2 separate regions of the Homo sapiens genome follow, and region 1 is linked to region 2. Evidence: chromatin loops called from intact Hi-C (ENCODE). Cell type or tissue: heart right ventricle. All regions are shown on one strand. Links, peaks and the distances in the headings refer to the core of each region. The heading gives the core; the rest is flanking DNA. Region 1 overlaps LOC124900189. Region 2 has its middle 54 kb from the start of MIR4277.

Region 1 (10,844 bases), core at 1,667-9,666, 490 kb after region 2:
GCCTCACGGTGGAAGATGATGTGGATATGCTTTCCCAGAGGTGCCTGCGGCCAGGGCCTGTGGAGCCTCCCTACCCTCTGTCCACACCAAGTCCACTGAGCAGCGATCAGCTGGCCTGGTCCTTGGTCAGGCCAGATGCAGGCCCCTTCACCATGGTGGGCACTCTCTGCCCACCAGGCACAGGAGCTCCCAGGGTCTCTGCAGTGCGGACCCTGACGACCATCCACCCCACACGGCCGTTTCTTTCTTTCTTTTATTTTTTTGAGATGGAGTCTCGCTCTGTCGACCAGGCTGGAGTGCAATGGTGCGATCTCGGCTCACTGCAATCTCTGCCTCCCGGTGAGAGGTGAAGCCAGCTGGACTTCCTGGGTCTAGTGGGGACTTGGAGAACTTTTCTGTCTAGCTAAAGATTTGTAAATGCACCAATCAGTGCTGTGTCTAGCTAAAGTTTGTAAACGTACCAATCAGCACTCTGTAAAAATGGGCCAATCAGCACTCTGTAAAATGGACCAATCAGCACTCTGTAAAATGGACCAGTCAGCAGGATGTGGGCGGGGTCAAATAAAGGAATAAAAAGCTGGTAGCCGAGCCGGCAGTGGCAAACCGTTTGGGTCCTTCTCGGTACCCTGGTGGCTTTGTTGTTTTGCTCTTTGCAATAGATCTTGTTGCCGCTTGCTCTTTGGGGCCTCACTGCCTTTATGAGCTATAACACTCCCCGCAGAGGTCTGCAGCTTCATTCTTGAAGCCAGCGAGACCACGAACCCACTGGGAGGAACCAACAACTCCAAACGCGCCACCTGTAAGAGCTGTAACACTCCCTGTGAAGGTCTGTGGCTTCACTCCTGAAGTCAGCGAGACCAGGAACCCACCGGAAGGAACTCCGGACACAAAGAACTGCAACACTCACCCGAGGGTCTGTGGCTTCATTCTTGAAGTCAGTGAGATTAAGAACCCACCGGAAGGAACCAGTTCCGGACGTGCCGAGTTCAAGCAATTGTCCTGCCTCAGTCTCCGGAGTAACTGGGATTACAGGTGCACGCTGCCATGCCCAGCTAATTTGTATTTTAGTAGAGTCGAGGTTTCACCGCGTTGCCCAGGCTGGTCTCGAATTCCTGAGCTTGGGCAACCCACTCACCTCGGCCTCCCAAAGTGCTAGGATTACAGGCGTGAGCCACCAGGCCGGGCCCGTATGGTGGTTTCTACTCCGGACTGACTCTCCCGGGTCTTGGTCACTCTGCAGAATCCTGGACCGGAAGGGGGCCTCGGCCAGGGGAGGGCTTGCGAGGAGCCCCGGACCTACTGGCCATTATAGGGTGACGGGAAGTTCCTTGCATCCCGGGATCCCATGGCACTTGGTCAGGGAAGCCTCCCCAGAGAGGCCCAACTCCCCAGATCCAGGTGGGGAATCAGGGTACCAGCCAGGCAGTGTTCCCACCCCAGCCATGCTGCTGGCTTCCGTCCCTGTGGTGGGGTCACCCAGGTGGCTCATGCCTCCACGCACAGCCTTGTGGACACCCCCACACCGCCCATAGTCAAGTCAGAGCTCACGAGCCCACAGGGCAGATACCCGCCACGAGGGGACGGTGGGCCAGGAGGGTCCTCTGTGGGCAGCGCCGTGTTCCTGATCTCCCCAGGCTGCTGGGGGATGGGGTGGGGCAGAGGAGGCCACCTTCCCATTTCCCACTTTGCTGGGTCTCCCTCTTTGCTGGACAGTGCTGGGGCAGGTTACACACCCATGACAGTGTGAGGACTGAGGGTGCGCGTCCTGGAGCCTTCAGGGCTTGGGTGGAGGGGGCAGCTTGTCCCCCTGAGGCCTGGGCCAGAGATCCCATTCTGAATGCGGAGAGCCAAGATTCTACCTGGATCCTGGCCTTGTGGGTCACTGTGACGGCCCAGAGCTGACTTTATGTGACAGTTTGTCCTGAGATTTAAAACTGAATATTTAGACTCGTGGGATCTGGGCATCCACTTCAACCAAGGATGGGGACAGGCAGCAGGGTGGAGGGTGGACGATGCAGGAAGATGCTGTAGGACCAAGAACAAGGGGGCTGTGAGGCAAAGGAGCAGCACGAGGAGCCGTGTGTGCCCACTGCCACTTGCAGCCTCATTTCTCAACCCGACTGTGATGACTGCCGCTTGCTGGAAAGATGCTCTGAAGACACAATGAACTGACAATGCGTCACCCCGACTCCTGCCTGAGCCACTCCATTCCTTAAAGACGGTACGTGACTCACGTCCTTGCTGTGTCCTGCACGAGATAAGGTCTGGCAGGGTTGGTAATTATGCCTCTGGGATCTGTAACCAGACATTCTCTGTAACCATTCTGTATAATCTGGACGTTCTCTGTAATCCAGATGTTCTGTGTAAACTGAAGTTCTCTGTAATTGGACTTTCTCTATAACCAGTTGTCCTCTGTAACCTTCTCTATAATCCAGATGTTCTTTGCAACCAGATATTCTCTCTAACCAGACATTCTGTATAATCCAGACATTCTCTGTAACCAGATGTTTTCTATAATCCAGATTTTTTTTTTTTTTTGAGACAGTTGCACTCTTTTTGCCCAGGCTGGAGTGCAATGGTGAGATCTTGGCTCCCTGCAACCTCCACCTCCCAGGTTCAAGCGATTCTCCTGCTTCAACCTCCCTAGTAGCTGAGATTACAGGCATGCACCACCATGCTTAGCTAATTTTGTATTTTTAGTAGAGACGGGGTTTCTTCATGTTGGTCAGACTGCTCTCAAACTCCTGACCTCAGGTGATCCGCCCACCTCGGCCTCCCAAAGTGCTGGGATGACAGACGTGAGCCACCGCACCCGGCCCTGGATGTTCTTTTTAATCCAGATATTCTCTGTAATCCAGACGTTCTCTACAACCAGACATTCTCTGTAATCGGACATTCAGTACAATCCAGGCTTTCTCCGTAACCAGACGTTCTCTATAATCCAGACGTTCTCTGTAACCCACACGCAGCTCCGTGTGACTCTGCTCTTCCGTGACTTCTGCGTCTATAATCCAGACGTTCTCTGTAACCCACGTGCAGCTCCGTGTGACCCTGCTCTTCCGTGACTTCTGCGTCTATAATCCAGACGTTCTCTGTAACCCACTGCAGCTCCGTGTGACTCTGCTCTTCCGTGACTTCTGCGTCTATAATCCAGACGTTCTCTGTAACCCACTGCAGCTCCGTGTGACTCTGCTCTTCCGTGACTTCTGCATCTATAATCCAGACGTTCTCTGTAACCCACTGCAGCTCCGTGTGACTCTGCTCTTCCGTGACTTCTGCGTCTATAATCCAGACGTTCTCTGTAACCCACTGCAGCTCCGTGTGACTCTGCTCTTCCGTGACTTCTGCGTCTATAATCCAGACGTTCTCTGTAACCCACTGCAGCTCCGTGTGACTCTGCTCTTCCGTGACTTCTGCGTCTATAATCCAGACGTTCTCTGTAACCCACTGCAGCTCCGTGTGACTCTGCTCTTCCGTGACTTCTGTGCACATTTCGAGCTGCATCACCAGAGCTGTGCCAGGAGCTGGGACTGTTCCGCAGCAGCCTGACCATGTGCCTCTGAAAGACCCCTCCCGGGCTGCAGTGCTCAGAAAAACTTCCAAATAAGATGAACTTCCCTTATTTAAAAGCTTGACTCCTTTTTTAGTGGACAGGGCTATGAGCTGAGGGACACGAGACGTCCAGGACAGGAGGGCCGGCCTTGTCTCAGGCCCTGCTCCCTCACCAAAGGCTCTGTGCTCTGTTCTCCTTCTGAGCCAGCTGTCCTGAAACGGAGGCCCTTTTGTGACCCGACTTGGTCTGTTGGCGGGGGACAGACACCAAGGCCATGTCTCACACCGGTCATGGCCAGCCCCCGGCCCTCCTTCCCTCCTCCCCTCCTTCCCTGCTGTAGCCTTTAGGGTTCAGACCCTGGCTGTCCTGTCCTCATTGGGGCTGATGCCCTGCCATGCCCCCCAGGAGCCCCCGTGCTCGGCAGGCTTGGGCTGGGAGGCGCAGTCTCCAGTCTCCAGCAGACACCACCTTACCCAGGTACATGGCACTTTCCTCATTAGGGTGACATTTTCCTCATCAGTGAGGCTCTCGCCTCCTGAGTTGCACCACCCCTGCGCCAGCGTGGTTGGTCTCCAGAGTCATACATGAGCATGGCGGGCTTGCCTCCAGGAACCAGAGGGTCCTCTGGGGGTTGGGGCACAAGGGGCCGCCCTGACCTCCCCAGACCCTAATGCGATTCCCACAGCTCTCGTCCACGAAGCACCAGGCCTCGGCCACGTTTCTAATCTCGTGATCCCTCCTGGAAATCCCAGACATGACAGATCCCAACGGGGTGATGCTTGCATCACTGAACCAACCCCAGGACACCGGAGAGCTGGCCGTGTGGGGAACCCGTGGATCCACCTGGGCCCTGGAGCTGGGGATGTTGGTAGTGTGCGGGGAGGCGGCAAGGCAAGACGGGCAGGAGGAGGCAGCTCTGTCCAGGGCCCAGGCGTCCCTCACGCCGTTTCCAGGCACCCGCAGACTTCAGGAGTCTTAGTCATCGTTGGGTGTTTGGGGCTCTCTAGTCCCAGTAGGTGCTGGGACTCTCAAACCTCACAGCTACCACCCTGGTGCTATCGTTACGGACGATCGCACTTTTGAGAAAATTGGGCACCGTTGCCAGAGCAGCAGTTAGGCCTCAAGCCAACTAGGCTCCAGAGCGCCTGCCGCCAACCATCATACCACAGGGCACGGTCTCGGATATTAAACGTCTGGTTGGATACAAATCAAGACCACAATTTCTCATTGCACTGGGAGCTTCGCCACGCACCATCTCTGGGCTGACGCAACAGCCTAAGGCCCTGGGTCCCTAGAAATAGATCCTGTGTGTTGTAAGTGGGCCGGCCTGGTGGTCAGGGCTGCACACGGGGCCTCTGGGCGGTGGCTGGGGGGTGGTCATTTCAGGAAGTTGTGCGGTGGGGTCCTGTGATGGGGCGTGTGTTGGGATCTTTATGACCTTGAGAATCATGGTTTTTGAGGGAGACCAAGGCCTCTGTGTCAGGGCCAGCCTGATGGGGGTTGGGGCAACTGAGCTCAACACCAACAAGCAGAAACAGGCAAGTTATCTCTTGCTCTATGCCTCAGTTTACTCATCTGTCCATCGTAGTAACACTTGTGTTTTTAAGGATTCTGCCAAAATAGCATCATGTATATGAAATGCTTGCAGGTTCCTAGAATGGACAGTGCTGAGCAGAGATGGCTGTTGTTCTATTTCAGCAACCGAATGCCAAAAATACGGAGGAGGCAGTGCGGCATGGAGGCGGATCTGCCTTACGAAATGGGCAGGGGCCCCACGCGTGGGAAAGGGCACAGGCATTTGGAAGAGTGTGGCACTTTTTCAGGAAATGCAACATCCTTCTACTCTGTGACCCAGCGGCTCCCCCTGGTGTTTACCAGAGAGAAATGGACGCAGACATCTGCCCACATGCAGGCACAGGAAGGTTCGTGGCCGCTGTGTTTCAATATTGTAATTGCGCCAAACTGGAGATGACACAGAGTCCAGGCTCAGGAGCGTGACTGGCAGCTGTGGCACATCTGTGCCATGGAGTGCTGCTCAGCACCAGGGGCAGGGGCTGTGGACGGAGCTGTGGACGCAATGTCAGGAGCACGGTGGGCGAGGAGACGGGAAGCCGGGGGCCCTGTCCTGTGGGGTTCTGGAGCAGGCAAAGCATGCCTGGGACAGAGATGGCCAGGCCAATATTACCCCTGGGCGAGGGCCAACAGCAAGGCCAGGACCGAGCTTTCTGGGGTGGTGTTGATGCAGGTGGACGCAGCTGTCTACACGGAGTCCACCTCCCCCACTGCCAGCATCTGTCCCGGAGGGCTCGGCTCACTGGCAGTTTGTCCGCAAGGTGGTGCTCAGTCACCATGCACAGGACATTTTTGACCGAAAGTTCTGTTTTTGCCATAAGTTGCACCCTGACCACACCTGCTTCTTCTGAAAGCACCTGGTACCCAGATGTGCCCATCCCCAGCTGCATTTCCTGAGTACGAAACTTGCAGGAATTTGTAGCAGGGAGGATGGGACTAAGATTATGTGTGTGTGGAGTGGGCAGGAGCTACCAAGAGCCCTGAAACCACTCAGGGTTTTGCTTGGCCATAAAGAGCCACGGAGCCTTCTAGGTTGAGGGAGGCCTTTGTGGAGAAAGGAAGCACCTGGATCAAGAAGGTTATTTCAGTGCTTGTCATCATCACCTTCTGGACCGTAAGTGGCAGGCACACATGTTGAAAATAACAACAGAAGACAGAGGCTACTTTGACTCAGATGTCTGGGCAGGCAGGGCTGGCCAGGAAGCTGGAGGCAGGACTGACCACGGCCTCTCTCTGCAAATCTGTGTCATTTATTTCCTGACGCTGGTAGCCTGGGGGTCCCTCTGCCTGAACACCTTCTGGCTCTTCTTTTTTTTTTTTTTTTTTTGAGACGGAGTCTCGCTCTGTCGCCCAGGCTGGAGTGCAGTGGCGCGATCTCAGCTCACTGCAAGCTCCGCCTCCCGGGTTCACGCCATTCTCCTGCCTCAGCCTCCCGAGTAGCTGGGACTACAGGCGCCCGCTACCACGCCCGGCTAATTTTTTGTATTTTTAGTAGAGACGGGGTTTCACCTTGTTAGCCAGGATGGTCTCGATCTCCTGACCTCGTGATCCGCCCGCCTCGGCCTCCCAAAGTGCTGGGATTACAGGCGTGAGCCACCGCGCCCGGCCCTGGCTCTTCTTAACTGCTCTGAACCCCTGGCATCAACCTGATGGGCAGGTGCTTCCCCCATGCTTCTTCTCCCTGCACTGCCCACCCCACGACTGACCTTCCCTGGGTTCCCTACACACCCCTTCAGTGCCTCTCACTTCCCTCCTGATGGCAGACGTCTCAGGACTGCTACCTTGGGAGGTTTCCCTTTGTGTCCCCAGCCACATAAGGTATCTCATTCTCTGCACATCCCCGTACCATGAATGGATGGATTGGTGGATGGGTAGATGGATGAATGGGTGGATGGATGAATAGATGGATAGGTGGGTAGATGGATGGGTGGATGGATGAGTAGATAGGTGGGTGGTTGGGTGGGTGGATGGATGGATGGATGGATGGATGGATAGATGGGTGGGTAGGTGGATAGATTTCTATCTGAAGAGTGGGTGGATGGATGGATGGATGGATGGACAGATGAGTGGGTGGATGGATGGATTTATGGGTGAATGGAATGATGGATAGATGGATGGATGGATAGATGGGTGGGTGGGTGGATAGGTGGATGGATGGATGGATGAATGGTGGGTGGATGGATGGATGGATGAATGGATGGATAGGTGGGTGAGTGGATGGGCAGATGGATGGATGGGTGGATGGATGGATGGATGGATAGATGGGTGGGTAAGTGGATAGATAGAAGGGTGGGTGAAAGGATGGGTGGGTGGGTGGATGGATGAATGGATAGATGAGTGGGTGGGTGAGTAGGTGGATAGATGGATGGATGGGTAGATGAGTGGGTGCAAGGATGGATAGATGGTTAGGTGGATGGATGGATGGATGGATAGATGGGTGGGTTGGTGGGTAGATAAAAGGGTGGGTGAAAGGATGGGTGGATGGAAGGATGGATGTATGATTGGATGGATGGATGGATGGATGGATGGATGGACAGATGAGTGGGTGGGTGAGTGGGTGGATGGATGGATGGATGGATGGACAGATGGGTGGGTGAGTGGGTGGATGGATGGATGGATAGATGGGTGGGTGGATGGATGGATGGATGGATGGATGGGGAGATGGGTGGGTGGATTACTGGATGGATGGGTTCATGAGTGAATGAAAGAATGAGTGAATGAATGAGTAGGTGATTTGTTCCTCAGGCCCTGGAGCTGGATCTACCCTACTGTCCCTGAGTGGCCTGTGTCCCATGCACCAGTCTCTGTGAACTATGCTCCACACAGAGGCAGGAGCCTGACTCCTGAGAGATATGGGTGTAACCTCTCAGGGCGTTACTCACTGGGACCACCCAGGAGCTCCTTGCAAAGGTAAAGGCTCCTGGTCTCCCAGTAGGCGCAGCCTCAGTCTCCAGGATGTGGCCTGGGGCCAGCATTTTTCCAGCTCTGGGCGGGGCCCTTTACATCCACCTCTACGCGCCCCCTTAGAAGGGGCTGGTCTTTCCACTCAGCTCTTTGTGTCCTTAGAGGCCAAAACACCTCCTTGCACCCTAGGGGGATGACCCTGCTCTGGTGCGCCAGGGCCCTTATTTTGTGTCCCGATAAGAGAGGGCTGAACCTGGTTTTTCTTCATCAGAAGGATGGTGCGGCCAGCCTGGGAGGAGGGGCTGCCTGGGTGGAGGCTTCTGCATGGCTGTTCAAAGTGCGGCTGTGCTGGCTGCCCAGTGCCTCCTGTCTCAAGGCACAACTCTCAGGTGGACGGAGGACAGAGGCCCTGGAAACCATGGGCCCGGCTTGTCCCCACCCTGGTGCTACAGCTTCAACTCATGGACAAGAGCTCCTGCCAGTCCCCGGGCCCGCAGAGTCTCAGCTTCCTTCCTCCTTGCTCAGTGTCTGCGCTTGTGTCTGGAAAGGGCGTGAAGCAGAGGTTGTGACATTGGCCCCAGACACTCCCTCCGAGAGCCCTGTGCCCTCCCTGACCTTCATGGGCCTCTCGTCTGGGAGACACAATGTTATCTGATTGAGGAGGACTCCCCACTCCGCATCACTGCCCTCCTCCCACAGAGACACAGGGTGTCCTGCAGGGAGAAAAAGGGCCCAGCCGACTGGCTCTGCACGAAAAGTACCCTCTGGAGACGGATTTATCCGTGTGCTGGCTGTTCATGCAGCTAGAACATGTGGTCTCTGAGGCCAGCACGGGGAGCGCAAGGGACACGGGGAGCTCAAGGGACACGGGGCCACACTCCCCCCAGCGCTGGTGGCTTCATTTCAGCAAATTAGGAGCAAAAGCTTCTCAGTCAATCAGGGTGGGCCCCTGGAGGAGGTGGTGGGGTCACAAAGGTGGAGCAGCTGGCTGTGTGTGTCGGTATTTCTGTGTGTGTGTCGGTGTGTGTGTCTCCATATCTGTGTGTCTGTGTATGTCTGTGTGTATCTGTGTCTATTTCTGTGTGTATCTGTGTGTGTCTCCATATTTGTGTGTCTCCATCTGTGTCTCTGTGTATCTGCATGTCTGTGTGTATTTCTGTGTATATCTCTGTGTGTGTTTATCTGTGTGCATCTGTGTCTATGTTTGTGTGTGCACAGATCCACACTGTGAGATGAGAGTCCAGGGTGCTATGTGTCTGGTCCTGGTGGCCCAAGGGGGGCACCTGATGTCCCTGTGGATGTGACTTCCCCGGGCCTGAGTCTGTCCCCCAGTCTTTCGGACTCCCATGACCCTCAAGTGAGCCCACACCATCCTTCCCACCCACTGCCGCTTACCAGGCTGAATCCTTGGTGGGCCACAGCCCCCACCACCCGCGTGCAGCAGTGCCCAGGCCACTCACGAGGGAGACAGAGCTCACGGGCATCTGCAACCCCCTGCACTTGAGGGTCACAGGCTCCTCCTTGGGAGGCACCTCAGCGGGGCTTGGGCCAGCGTACCCCGAGCGCCTCTCGCTGGAACAGGCTGAGGCAGCCTAGAAACCCAACCTCGATGGGGAGCCCGGGGCCCACAGGGCCGCAGGATCAGGTCGCAGTGCTGGGCCAGGCCATGGGTCAGATCGCCAAGTTTCCATGTTTGCAAGTTTCAAGTGGGGCAGGTCTCACCGTGGGGAGGGGCCCGTGGGCAAGGACTGGCCCAGTGACCTTTTGGCATCAGGCAGGGCTGCAGGCCAGGAAGGCAGGCCAGGCCCACCATGGGGGTTTCTGAGCACCCTGACCCTGGGGGTACCCCAAGACTGATCTTTCAGCCCAAATCCAGGAGACCCATCTGGGATGTCACCCCTGACCCCACAGCACTGGGCACAGCTGCTCAATGAGCCAAGGTAAGAACCAGGACCATGTGCCCCTGATTGGCTACTGGAACTGGGCCGTGGACCCCACGACTGTGGTTCAGTGTCCCCATACCCCTGCCACGGCCCAGGGGAGACCACCACCCTGACCAGACCACCTTGCCTGCTCCACAGAAAAACGCGTCCAGAAATGTTACGGTTCCCTCAACCCTCAGCCCGTGACCGGCCCCCACACCTGGCTAGCCAGACCCTTGTATCGCACCTAAACTGAGCGCTGCAGGGGCCGGCCCTGGAGATGGCTCAGACCTCTGCCCCCAGGAAGTCCCCAAGGGGCAGGAGCACAGCCACCCTCCCAGTGGGGAGCCCCAGAGCTTACTGCAGAGCACAGGAGTGGGAATGGGAGGTTATAGAGACACTCTGAGGCCACCGAGAGCCCCTCCAGCACTCAAGGCCTTCCTGGCGCCCAGCCCAGCACCAAGCTGACAGCTCCAGCCGCTCACCGGCTTGCTGGGCCTAAATTCCCCTCCTCTTCTTCCTAGCAAGGTGACCGACGGCTGTGGCCCTTGGTTTGCTCCTCTATAAAATGGGGACAGCCATGGCCTCTCCCCCAGTGCTGCCATGGGAAGAAAAGAAGTTCTTACAATAAGCCCTTAGCTGCCTCCTGACAGGTGGCAAACACACCCCTTGTGCTGAGCTCATTGTTAAAGAAAGAAAGAAACAGATATCAAAAAGAAAAGAGTCTAGTGACAGGAGGGAATGTTTCGGAGGGAAGAAAAATCATTGAATCCGGCCAGTCAAAAGCCAAGTTTCTTCCTCAAGAAAAGCAGAAGTTGCCTTCGTTGGCATCCTCACTAGGCTGGGGCAGGCGCCAGCTCTCAGCCCCTGTCCCTGAACAGAACCTGCTGCCA
Region 2 (10,844 bases), core at 1,177-9,176:
CCGTGTGAGGACACACGGAGGAGGGGCCGTCTGTGAACCAGAAGGGGGCCCTCCTCGGACCCCAACCCTGCCGGCACCCGGACCTCAGACCCCCGGCCTCCTGTGAGAAACCCACATCTGTTCTTGGGGCCCCCAGCCTGTGGCATCCTGTTAGGGAGGGCTGAGCAGACTGAAACAGCCATGAAGTCTAAAGTCCTGCAACTCTTGCCTCCAGCTCAGCCTCCCTTGTCTACATAGGAGAGTTTCTTTAACGCTGGCTTTTTATGTGCCAAAAATGAGAGACCAGCAGGAAAGCTGAGCTGGAAGAGACAGGATTGGAGCTAGGAATGGAGCAGCCGGCACCAGCGAACCCACCGGCTCGCGGCCACCCTCCCTGCCCCGGGAGAGGGCTGCACTCAGAGCCCACGGGAAGGACACAAGTGTGGTGGTGAGCCCCGGGCCACATGGGTGCAGGAGTGGGCAGAGGCTCAGCCTCAGCATCACTGGGTTCACCTGTGACTAAGTCGGTGCTTCCCGATGGAGACTTTGCTATGAATCCTTCCAGCCTTAGAGAGAGAACCCTTCTGGGGTCAGAAGCAGAGGTGCTCCTGCCCGTTGGATTTTTCCTTTGAATGACTGAGTCAGCACAGCCTGCTTGGGAGAATCGAATATGCCCTTCCGTAAAAAGCAACCTCAAACATCCATGCACCTGAGATTCCTCACAAAAATTATAAAGGAGTGGCTACTCCTCTGCATATACTGAGCATTTTAAAAGTTAAAAACAGAATTTTGCTTTGTTTCTAAGATTCCAGTCTATCCAAAAGATCTCATTTTAAGCCTGTTACCGTTTTGATGATCAAGGCAGTATCCATTGTTAAAATTCATTGCCCTTGAGCTATGAAAAAAATTAGACGCCCTCCTTTACATGGATAACGCAGGCAAGAGAGCAGGTGGCTGGTTTTGTGTTGGTAAATTGCGTTTCTCTTTTTTAACAATTCAGCTGTTGTGAGGTGGCCTGATTAGATCTCCGCCCGCCATCAACCTGACGCCCTGGGGCCTCTGCCCTCGCACTCCACCAGACTCCCAACCCGCCGACCGGCCTGCTAGCCGCGGACACAGTTATCTCCTTCTAAATTAAAATTGTAACTCGTTCAGTCCCATTTACACAAAGCCTCTGCTTTGACACATGCAATTACTATGAACATAGGGGCAACATGATTGCTAAGGGCCCCAGAAAGAGAGTTTAATCAGAAAACATGGAGTTGTTCCAGCCGATTTATAATTCCACTACTTGGTATTCCTTTATGTTCTTATGTGTTCAGATAATTAGATACACTAGTTCCTGCTTCCCGAGAGGCCAGAAAGGGCAAAATTTCTATTCTTTTTACATTAAAAAGATTAAATTATAATATAGAAAATCTGTAACTTTTGGTAGAAATGACAAATTCACACTACATTAATTTCAGTGCTTACAAAATGTTACAAATACTTTGTGCATTCTTTGCTTTCTCGTGTAGGTGCACGTGAATTAATTACCTATCCAATTTCAACGTCTTTCAAGTCCGCTTTCCCCGGACAACTCTGAAATGAAAAGGAAATGGGTTTGATTTCCATTTGCTGAGCATATTTGTTTTAAGATGTTTAACCATTTAAGCCTTTGTGCATGAACAGAAGTACATGGGCATTAACAGGCGTGTTCACTACGCAAACATGGTGTGGGACAACAGAGTCCATGGGTAATTATGAAGCAGAAGGGACACACTTCAGTCCTGATACTTTGCAAAGCAGAGCAGGTACACTGTCACCTACGAGGGGTGAGCTCACACCCCAAGTCAGGGGAATTAGAAATAGGAGGTTTTGGCCAGGCGCGGTGGCTCACACCTGTAATCCCAGCACTTTGGGAGGCCGAGGTCGGTGGATCACCCTAGGTCAGGAGTTCGAGACCAGCCCGACCAATATGGTGAAACCCTATCTCTACTAAAAATACAAAAATTATCTGGGTGTGATGCCGGGCACCTGTAGTCCCAGCTTCTCAGGAGGCTGAGACAGGAAAATTGCTTGAACCCAGGAGGCAGAGGTTGCAATGAGCTGAGATTATGCCACTGCCCTCTAGCCTGGGCACGAGAGTGAGACTCCATCTCAAAAAATAATAATAATAAAAGAAAATAAAGATAAAAATAAGAAATACAAGGTTTTAAGGGGACTTAGCACATGTGCCCCACACAGGGGGCTGGACAAGTTTTCGTCAGGAGGTGGGGACTCCAGCTTCACTTATTTTTCCAAACAGTAACTGATTGAGTGTCCAACCTATGGCAGGCATCCACCCACCAAGGACAGCTGGCAGCACCAGGGCCTGGGAGAGGCCAGGAAGGGACTCCCTGGAGCTTCGGGAGGGTCATGGTCCTGCCCACACCGTGATCTCAGCAAGACAGCGTGACAGCACAGTCTGTTACTTGGGCCACCCGATCAGCCCTGGGACCCAGACACAACTTGTGCCCTCATCGGAAGGGCAAACAGAGACACAGAGTGAAGACAACGTGAAGAGATGCAGGGAGAAGGAGGCCGAGAAGGCAGAGGCAGAGACACAGCCACGGGGCGCCACGAACTGCTGGCACTGCCAGAGGCTGGGAGAGGCATGCAGGCATCTCTATCAGTTCCGGCAGTCAACAAACGCCGACCAGAGGCTCAAACAACAGAGGCTGACTTCTCACAGTCCCGGGGCCTGCACATGCCAAGATTAAGGTCCCAGCCCACTCAATTCCTTCCTCCTGGCTTGGGGTAGGCGCCTTCTCACTCTGTCCTCACATGGCAGGGAGAGCCACAAACAGAGAAGGAGAGCCAGAGACAGAGAAAGAGAGAGGGGCAGAGAAAGAGGGAGCGCCCTGGTGTGGTCGTCCTCTTACAAGGACACAAATCCCATCTTGGGAACTCCACCCTCATGACCCCCCATAGGCCCTGCTTTCTAAGACCATCACTTTGGGGGCTGGGGGCTTCAGCTTACAAATCTGAGGATGACATTGAGTCCGTAGCAGAAGTGCCTCCGGAAGGAACCAGCCCGGTGGCATCCTCGTTTTGGACTTCTGGCCTTCAGAGTTGGGAGAGAATGAATCCTAGTTGTTATGGCAGCCACAGGGCACCGAAGAGAGACTCAGCTGAGGTTTGGGAGTTGAGAAGCCCTTGCCAGGATAGGACAGTGAGGTGGGGACCGCAGGTGGAAGGCACATTCTGGGGAGAGCCACACTGTGACTTACAGTTCCCCCAACACCACGGACAGGGAACACTGTGCGCATTGACACCCACAGGATAAAGATGAAACATTATTTTTTAGAGTAAAACATTGTTTTGACCTAAAAGTTTATATTTTTCTTATTTTAAAAGAAATGGAAGCACTTTGGGAGCCCCTAAGAGTACCATGGGCCCCCACCTTCTGCCCACAGCGCCTCCTGGGCAAGTGGCTTCGGTTATGGGCCATGGCACAGGAGGGGCCGCATGTTTAGGAAGTACGGGGGCAGCCCCAGGGTGGACCGGAGGGGATGGAGGAGCTGAGGGCATCGGGCAGTGCCTAAGCGGCCCGCACCTGCAGGCCGGGCCAGAGCTGATGGATCTGTAAACCCAGACATGCAGTGGGAATGTGAAGGACTGAGGGTCACCTTAGCTGCTGTACAGGAAATAAGTCACACCACAGTCTGTCCCTAAACAGAGGTGGTTCCCAAAAGCCTTCTTCGAAGGAGTTTCCACAGAAGCAGCTGGTTCCACTCGCAGAGTCAGCCGCACAGCGTCTTCCAGTTTCTCTCCACTTCCATCCTCGGTCACCGGCCGCCTTCTCCTGCCTCCTCCTTGCAAGGACATTGTCTTTGCAGTGAGGACCTGTGTGAGTTTCCTGGGTGGCCACAGCAAACCACCCACACCTGCTGCTTGCAACAGTGCACGCCTGTCTCGCAGTTCTGGAGGCCAAGGTCTGGAATCCGTAGCTGTGAACTGGGCTGGTGCCTCCTGGAGGCTGAGAGTCGGGCCGGCTGCCCTCCAGCATCTGGTGTGGCCGGCAGCCCCTGGTGGCCCTCAGTGGGCTCCTGGCCCCGCTGGGCCTCTCTGCTCATGGCGCCCTCCTCCCTGCGTTCTCCTCTTCTCATAAGGACACGGGTTATACTAGATCAGGGCCTCCCTATTCCAGGATGACCACGTCTTAATGAATCACGTCTGCAATGCCTATTTCCAGATAGGGTCCCATTCTGAGGTGTGGGGAGGGATATGAATCTGGGGTTGGGGGGGCCACTACCTGGCACAGCACAGGGTGCAGGTGGGTGACCCGGGAGACTCTCCCCGCTCCAGACCTGTCATCATGTTGCCGTCTAAGGCGGCACTCACAGGTTTGCGGGGCTGCACATCTTTGGGGTCCTCCCCTCAGCCTGGCACAGTGTGTGCCCAGCAAGTAGACGACCGCATCCTCGCCAACACACATGTGCTAGAAACTTCTGTCAGGAAATGCTGCTCCTCACAGCCACGGGTGGAAACTACTCAATGCATTGCAGAGCTGACACCCTCTCTCTGGCCTGGCTCCGAGCTGTGCCTGGTGTGGTGGAGGGGTGGAGGCCACCCTCACCCGGCCCTGTGTGCTGCTCTGATGCGGCTGAGGGGACCAGGGCCTGGGTGTGCCCTCAGCGCGTCCACTCCAGAGGGGAGCCTGCGTCCACATTTTGGCCCTGTGGGTAAAGGTGGCTTCCCCCTGAGCTTGTAGGGGTGTGGGACACTGCCTGATGCCACCTGCCATGATTTTACATGAAAAGCCGGGAAGAGGCACTGAGGAGCCACCTGACCCCATGGAATGCCATTTCCTGGGGTCGCTTGGCCAGAAGTCATTGACACAGCCCTGCCAGCCAGAAGCTGGGGCAGGGACGGGGTCCTGCCTTCTGGAACAGGCTCTGTGTGGAGGTGACCATGTCCCAGAGGTCTCTGCTCAGCCCAGGGGGCGGGTGGGGGTGGAGTTGCAGGGTGGATGGTGGGGGTGGGGCCAAGCTGGCCCGAGAGGTCTGTGAGGTGAGAAGAGCTGGGGTCTCTCCTCCTCTGCCACCCCTGCCCCACCTTGCTCTGAATCTCTCCCTCTGTCTGTCTCTGTCGGTCTCTTTCTCTCTCTACTCCCCACTCTAGTGTCTTTAGAGCTCTGGATAAGGTGTGTGCTGAGTCCGGTCTGGTTTGGGGTAGATGTTCTTTGATCTGTTACCACTCCTGGAGGGAAAGCCCCTGGTCCCCCATTCCTGTAGAGCCAGGCCCCGCCCACCAATTGCCCCCATCTGGCCCAGGGGGACCTTTCCTCTGCTCTCCAGGGACCACTGCAGGTGGTGTGGCCCCTGAGGGGAGCATAAGGGTGCAGTGCCTGACTCAGGGGACACAGAAGCCCCGCCCATACGGCCTTTCACACAGCACAGCACCCAGCCCTCGGCAGCCCAGAGCGGGAACCAACAGGGTAGGTGCCCAGGGGCCCCAAAGGTCAGAGTTCCTCCCACAGCTGCCAGGGAGCACAGGGACCGCAGCACGGGGTCTTCTGCTCAGCACCGGGACCCCGCTCGCTGCAGCTAAAGAAACAAATAAGTCCAAGGGCTCCATGGCCAGGGCCGGGCACCTGGAACAGGGTGGTCCTGGGGCGGCCACATCCACTCCTTCCAGGTCAGTTCCTGGTGACCCTCGGCCTGCAGTCGGCCTTGCTGAATTCTTTTAGGCCACCCGGATACCCCCTGCTACGCGTCCAGCTGTTGATCGCCCACTGACCTGTAGAAGACCTGGTCAGCCCCTCTGTCTTCCGTCACCCACGGAGGCGTCCGCAGATGCTCAGCGCAGCCCGCCCGGCCCTGCACAGACCCGAGGCGGCACCAGGGGGCGCTGCCGGCCCGAGGACGCGGGCGCGGGGCGGAGGCTGCGGGGCAGGAGCCGCTGTGCGCGTTCAGGCAGCTGCCCGGGACCCCTGGCACCGACCGCAGCCCCCAGAGGCCCCCGGGGGGTTTCCGCCTGAGCCTAAACCGAAGACAGGGCCTGTTTTCAGTCATCCCGACCCCACAGACTCAGCCCGTTAGTTCCCGCGCTGCCCGGCGCCCTAGTACCCAGAGCTGGTGGGGACTCCAGGCCACCAAAGGCAGGGGCGGGGCGGGCGGTTGAAGGAAGATTGGGACACGGAGAAGAGGGACAAGGCCTGGGGCCCGAGGGGTCAGGACGCTCTGCCAGCCTCACCACCCGCAACACCCAGGCACGGACGCACGCACACACTCCACACGTGTGAACACGCACGCATGGCTGCACACACGTGCACAGAGAGGCACAGCCTGCAGGAACACAGTTGCACGCACACAGGCACAGGCACGCTCCCTCCCTCATCCTCTCACACACACCCCAGGTGCAGACACCCCCACCCAGAGGACGCAGCTCAGATGCAGAAACAGGCTGGGTCACAAGAGCTACGGGAGGCGGCCCCTGCTGTCCGGTGTCTTCTCTGGGGAAAGCTTTTCCGGAGCCTGATGGAGGAAGACAGAGGAAAGAGACCTGTGTTCCCTGATGCACTGGCCAGCCGCTTCCCGGGGACGGGGAGGCAGCAGCCAGGTCCATCCGTCTGGGGAGTCAGGCGCGATGTGTGGCCCCCACAAGGTCCCCCCAAAAAAAAAGAACCTGAGAACGCTGGAGCACGGAGGGCCCAGAGGCGTGAGAAGCTCAGACCCCTGGACAGGGGACCCCACCCCACACGTAAGGCCACACGCCATCGGCTGACCTGGCACTCCGAGAGGACCCAGCTCCCAGTCTCCCCAGCTAGCTCTCAAAACACGAACGTCAAGTTTTCATCGGGAAACCGGCGCTGTCAGTGGCTTCCACCACCAAGCTAGCTCTGCCTGGCTGTCACCCAAATGCCAAGGGCCTGTTTTGGAAAGCATCAACCACAAGTTCCTTGTGAGGCCTCGGCGTGGCCTGCCAGGGTCCCTCCCCTCACAGAGAGACACCCGGCCCAAGCTGGCTCTTCCCCACCGCCCAAGCCTCAGCCACGCCCCATCTTCCTCGTGTCCCCCCAGCAAGTCACCAGGCTGGTGGGGGCCCAAGGAAGCAGGAGCAGAGTCTACTCTGATCGTGTTCATTCCTAAGTCCCTCCCTCCTGCCCCAACCTAAAACCCACTTGTGGGGAAGGAGGGCCAGTCCAGCCTCCAACAGGGAGGGCACTCCTGATATCCTCCCCTGGACCCTTTGCCCTCAGGGCCCCCCACACTGGGTGTGACATAGGGTGGCCCCTGGGAGCACTTGGCTGCTGTCCTGCACAGGGCACCTGGGAGACCCACAGCATCCTCCCTGCACCCGGCCCTCGCCCCACCTCACAGCATCCTGCGAGGCTGGCCAGATCCCATGGCCACACGGCCAGATCATGGATTTCCAAGCCCTGGCTCTCTCCTACATCCTGTTACACTCATGTGGTCCCTGGAGTGGGTTAGGGACAGCATGGCCAGCCTGGCCCTCTGGAGAAGCACGGAACTGTGGTGGGAGCAGGCAGAGGGACAGGCCGCCATGGATTGTTCCAGGACCCCCCATGGCGAGGGACCCCATTCTCCCTGAGAATTTATCTGTTCTTGTCCCACTCTCAGGCTCCTCCTAAGAATGGGCCCTGCCCTTCCCTTGCCCAGCACCTCCCCCACAGCCTCTGCTTGTGCACCCACCCTGCCCCACATTCGGGGGCCTGAGGAGCCCTCACCTTGAGACCCCTCCTCTCGAAAGGTCCCTGACCACCCACCCACTCCAGGCACCCCCTTCTTCCCCAGGGAACTTCCACCCTGTCTGGGCCATTGCTCCAGACCCTCCATCCCCTCATCAACCTTCGGGGCAGGAGATCAAAGAAAAACCAGGCTGCCTTGTTCTCAGCAGGAGCTCAGCAGGAGCCCAGGGCCTGGCAGAGGCTCTTCGGGTCACAGGATGAGCCAAGGAAGGGAAGAGTGACACTGTCCCAGGCCCCGAGGACCCAGGCCCCATGCCCCCATAGGCCCTGCCCCACAGGCCGGTCCTCCCCCAGCCCCACCCCTCCCCAGACCTCATCCCTCCCCAGCCTTACCCTCCCCAGCCCTGACATCTCCAGGCCACCCCTCCCCAGGCATCATCCCTCCCCAGCCTTGCCCTACCCCTGCCCTGCCCTCTGTGGCCCCCCCCTCCCCAGCCCCACCTTCCCCAGGCCTCACCCCTCCCCAGGCCTCATCCCTCCCCCAGCCCCACCCCTCCCCAGCCCTACCTTCTTCCAGCCCCACCTTCCCCAGGCCTCACCCCTCCCCATCCCCCACTCTTCCCAGGCCCTACCCTCCCCAGGCCTCACCCCTCCCCATCCCCCACTCTTCCCAGGCCCTACCCTCCCCAGGCCTCACCCCTCCCCAGGCCTCATCCCTCCCCAGCCCCGCCCTCCCCTGACCCCACTCTCCCCAGCCCCACCCTTTTCTGGCCCTGCCCTCCCCAGGACCCACCCCAGCCCTCACGGTGCGTCTGTCCAGCGAAGCTGTCTGGATCCCATGGCTGCACTGCCAGGTGGTGAGCTTCCAAGCCCTGGGCTCCCAGGACTCTGTCACTTTAGGGATCCCCTCCCACCCACCTCCAAACTCCTCATACCCCCCACCACCCTCACCCGAAGCCCCTGCTTCCCCACACCCGGGATGAACACCCAGTAATTAAGATGTTCAAGTATTTTCTTTCTTTCCATTTCTTTCTATTTACACACCTTCAAATTAAAATTGGAATAAAGTCGTCTGTATAACTTAATGCTCTCACTTAGCACGACCCTCTCATGAGTGTTTTCTCATGTTACTGGAAGTTCTTCAGCAGCACTGTCTACCTGTAGCGGCTGCCGAACACGACAGGATTTGCATTTGCCAGAATCGATTGAACTACTTCCATGAGGTTGGAAAGACGGACATTTAGGCCCTTTATTTCTTTATTTTATTTTTACCAACATTTTCTAAATGCTGCAAAATGAACACCTGGACCGTTTTGTTGTTTACTTGTTTACTCCTCCACATAGATCAGGGGTCTGCAAACGTGCTCTGCAGACAGCTAGAGAGTCAGTATTGTGCTGGGGGCGGGGACGGGGAAGATGGTCTCCACCGCACACTCTTCCTTATTCGCTAATCGTTTTCACAGTAACGGACCATTCCGAGCTCTTGGCCGTGCAGCAACAGGCCACAGAGCGGATTTTGACCACTTGCCAGTTTATCACCCTAAAGGCAGCATTGCTAGGTCAGCCACATTGGAAGGCTTCTGGTGCATATTACCAAACCCCTCTCCAGAACAAAATTATGCTGATACTTTTGCTACTAGTATCTGAAAACGCATATTCCTCTGAATATTTGCCAACATTGACTATTACTATTTTTAAGCAAATTGCTAAATTCATCGTTAAAACTCAAATTGCATCTTCCTGGGTTGTTGTGATTCTATTTCCACATCTAACTTCATTCGATTGCGCCTTCCTTCTTCCCGTAAGACCTCTAGACACTGAGGACATCAGATGTCAAAACCGTCACAGCGTGCTTCCGGTTTTTGTTGGATTTTGTTTGTTTTGTTATGGTGTTTTTTGAAGTGTCACAGGGTTTAATGTCTTTGTAATCAAATCTAAAATTTTTTGAAAAGTGTTTATTGATACATAATAATTGTACATATTTACAGGGCAGTTGTGATATTTTGATTGTGCACACAGCATGTAGTGATCAAATCAGGGTATGTAGTATATCCATCACTTGGAACATCTACTCTTTCTTTCTGTTGGGAAGATTCCAGTTCTTCTAGCTATTTTGAAATATACAGCGGACCAGGTGCAGTGGCTCACACCTGTAATCCCAGCGCTTTAGGAGGCCAAGGCAGGTGGATCACCTGAGGTCAGGAGTTCGAGACCAGCCTGGCCAACATGGCAAAACCCTGTCTCTACTGAAAACACAAAAATTAGCCAGGCATGGTGGCACACACCTGTAATCCCAGCTACTCGGGAGGCTGACAGGAGAATCGTTTGAACCCAGGAGGCGGAGGTTGCAGTGAGCCGAGATCATGCCTCCACTGCACTCCAGCCTGGAGTGAGACTCTGTCAAAAAGAAATAAAGAAAGTAAGAAAGAGAGAAAGAGAGAGAGAGAGAAAGAAAAAGAAAGAGAGAGAGAGAGAGAAAGAGAGAAAGAAAGAGAAAGAAGGAAAAGAAAGAGAGAAAGAGAGAGAGAGAAAGAAAGAAGGGAGGGAGGAAGGGAAGGAAGGAAGGAAGGAAGAAAGGAAGGAAGGAAACAGTAAATGATTGTTGCCTTTGGTCTGTGAACTGTTCTATGGAACATTGGAACTTACTCCTTCCCCTGACTGCATGTTTGTGCCCCGTAACCAGCCTCACTTTCTGTCTGCCTCTCACCCACACACCCTGCCCAGCCTCTGGGAACCACCAGCCAACTCTCTGCCTCTGTGAGAGCCACTCTTTCAGTGCCCACAAATGAGTGAGAACATGGTACATTTGTCTTTCTACCCCGGCTTACTTCCCTTAACATGACAGCCTTCAATTCCATCCATGTTGTTGCAGACGACATGATTTCATTCTTGTGTATGGCTGCAGAGTATTCCATCGCGAATAGATATCACGTGTTCTGTATCCATTCATCCATTGATAGGCACCTAGGTTGATTCCATATCTTTGCCATTGTGAACAGTGCTGCAGTAAACAGGGGGGCCCAGATTCCCTTTCACACAGGATTCCCTTTCCTTTGGATAAATACCCATCAGCGGGGATGGCTGGATCATAGGGTAGCTCTATTTTTAATTTTTTAAGAACTCAATCCTGTTGTCCATAGCGGCTGTACTCATTTACATTCCCACCTACAGTGTGTATGGTTCCCCTTTC

What was found. A loop is a pair of places that touch in the nucleus more often than their neighbours do. Peaks named below come from ENCODE experiments on the same cell type or tissue, not always from the same donor. Only the 100,000 strongest peaks of a DNase experiment are listed, where the experiment ranks them.
Region 1: a loop joins it to region 2, with 6 times the contacts of the local background. A loop is called at or near these places in 89 of 110 quality-filtered maps.

What each region holds. Positions count from the first base shown.
Region 1 is chr5:1,162,901-1,173,744 of GRCh38, reverse strand. It overlaps LOC124900189, which reads left to right. Exons shown (of 8, transcript XM_047417960.1): 8 at 267-649. It overlaps TERLR1 (TERT regulating lncRNA 1), which reads left to right. Exons shown (of 5, transcript NR_109911.1): 5 at 267-649. Among named protein-coding and RNA genes, the nearest start is that of TERLR1, 10 kb to the left of the region's middle. RefSeq lists a cis regulatory region at 3,826 and enhancers at 3,742-3,911, 5,148-5,667, 5,668-6,189. In heart right ventricle, for the core only: a CTCF peak has its summit at 5,418 (motif pointing left); DNase peaks (open chromatin) are centred at 5,404 and 5,820; H3K4me3 peaks cover 330 bases; H3K27me3 peaks cover 809 bases.
Region 2 is chr5:1,649,084-1,659,927 of GRCh38, reverse strand. No RefSeq gene overlaps it. Among named protein-coding and RNA genes, the nearest start is that of MIR4277, 54 kb to the left of the region's middle. In heart right ventricle, for the core only: a CTCF peak has its summit at 5,826 (motif pointing right); DNase peaks (open chromatin) are centred at 4,327 and 5,597; H3K27me3 peaks cover 6,576 bases.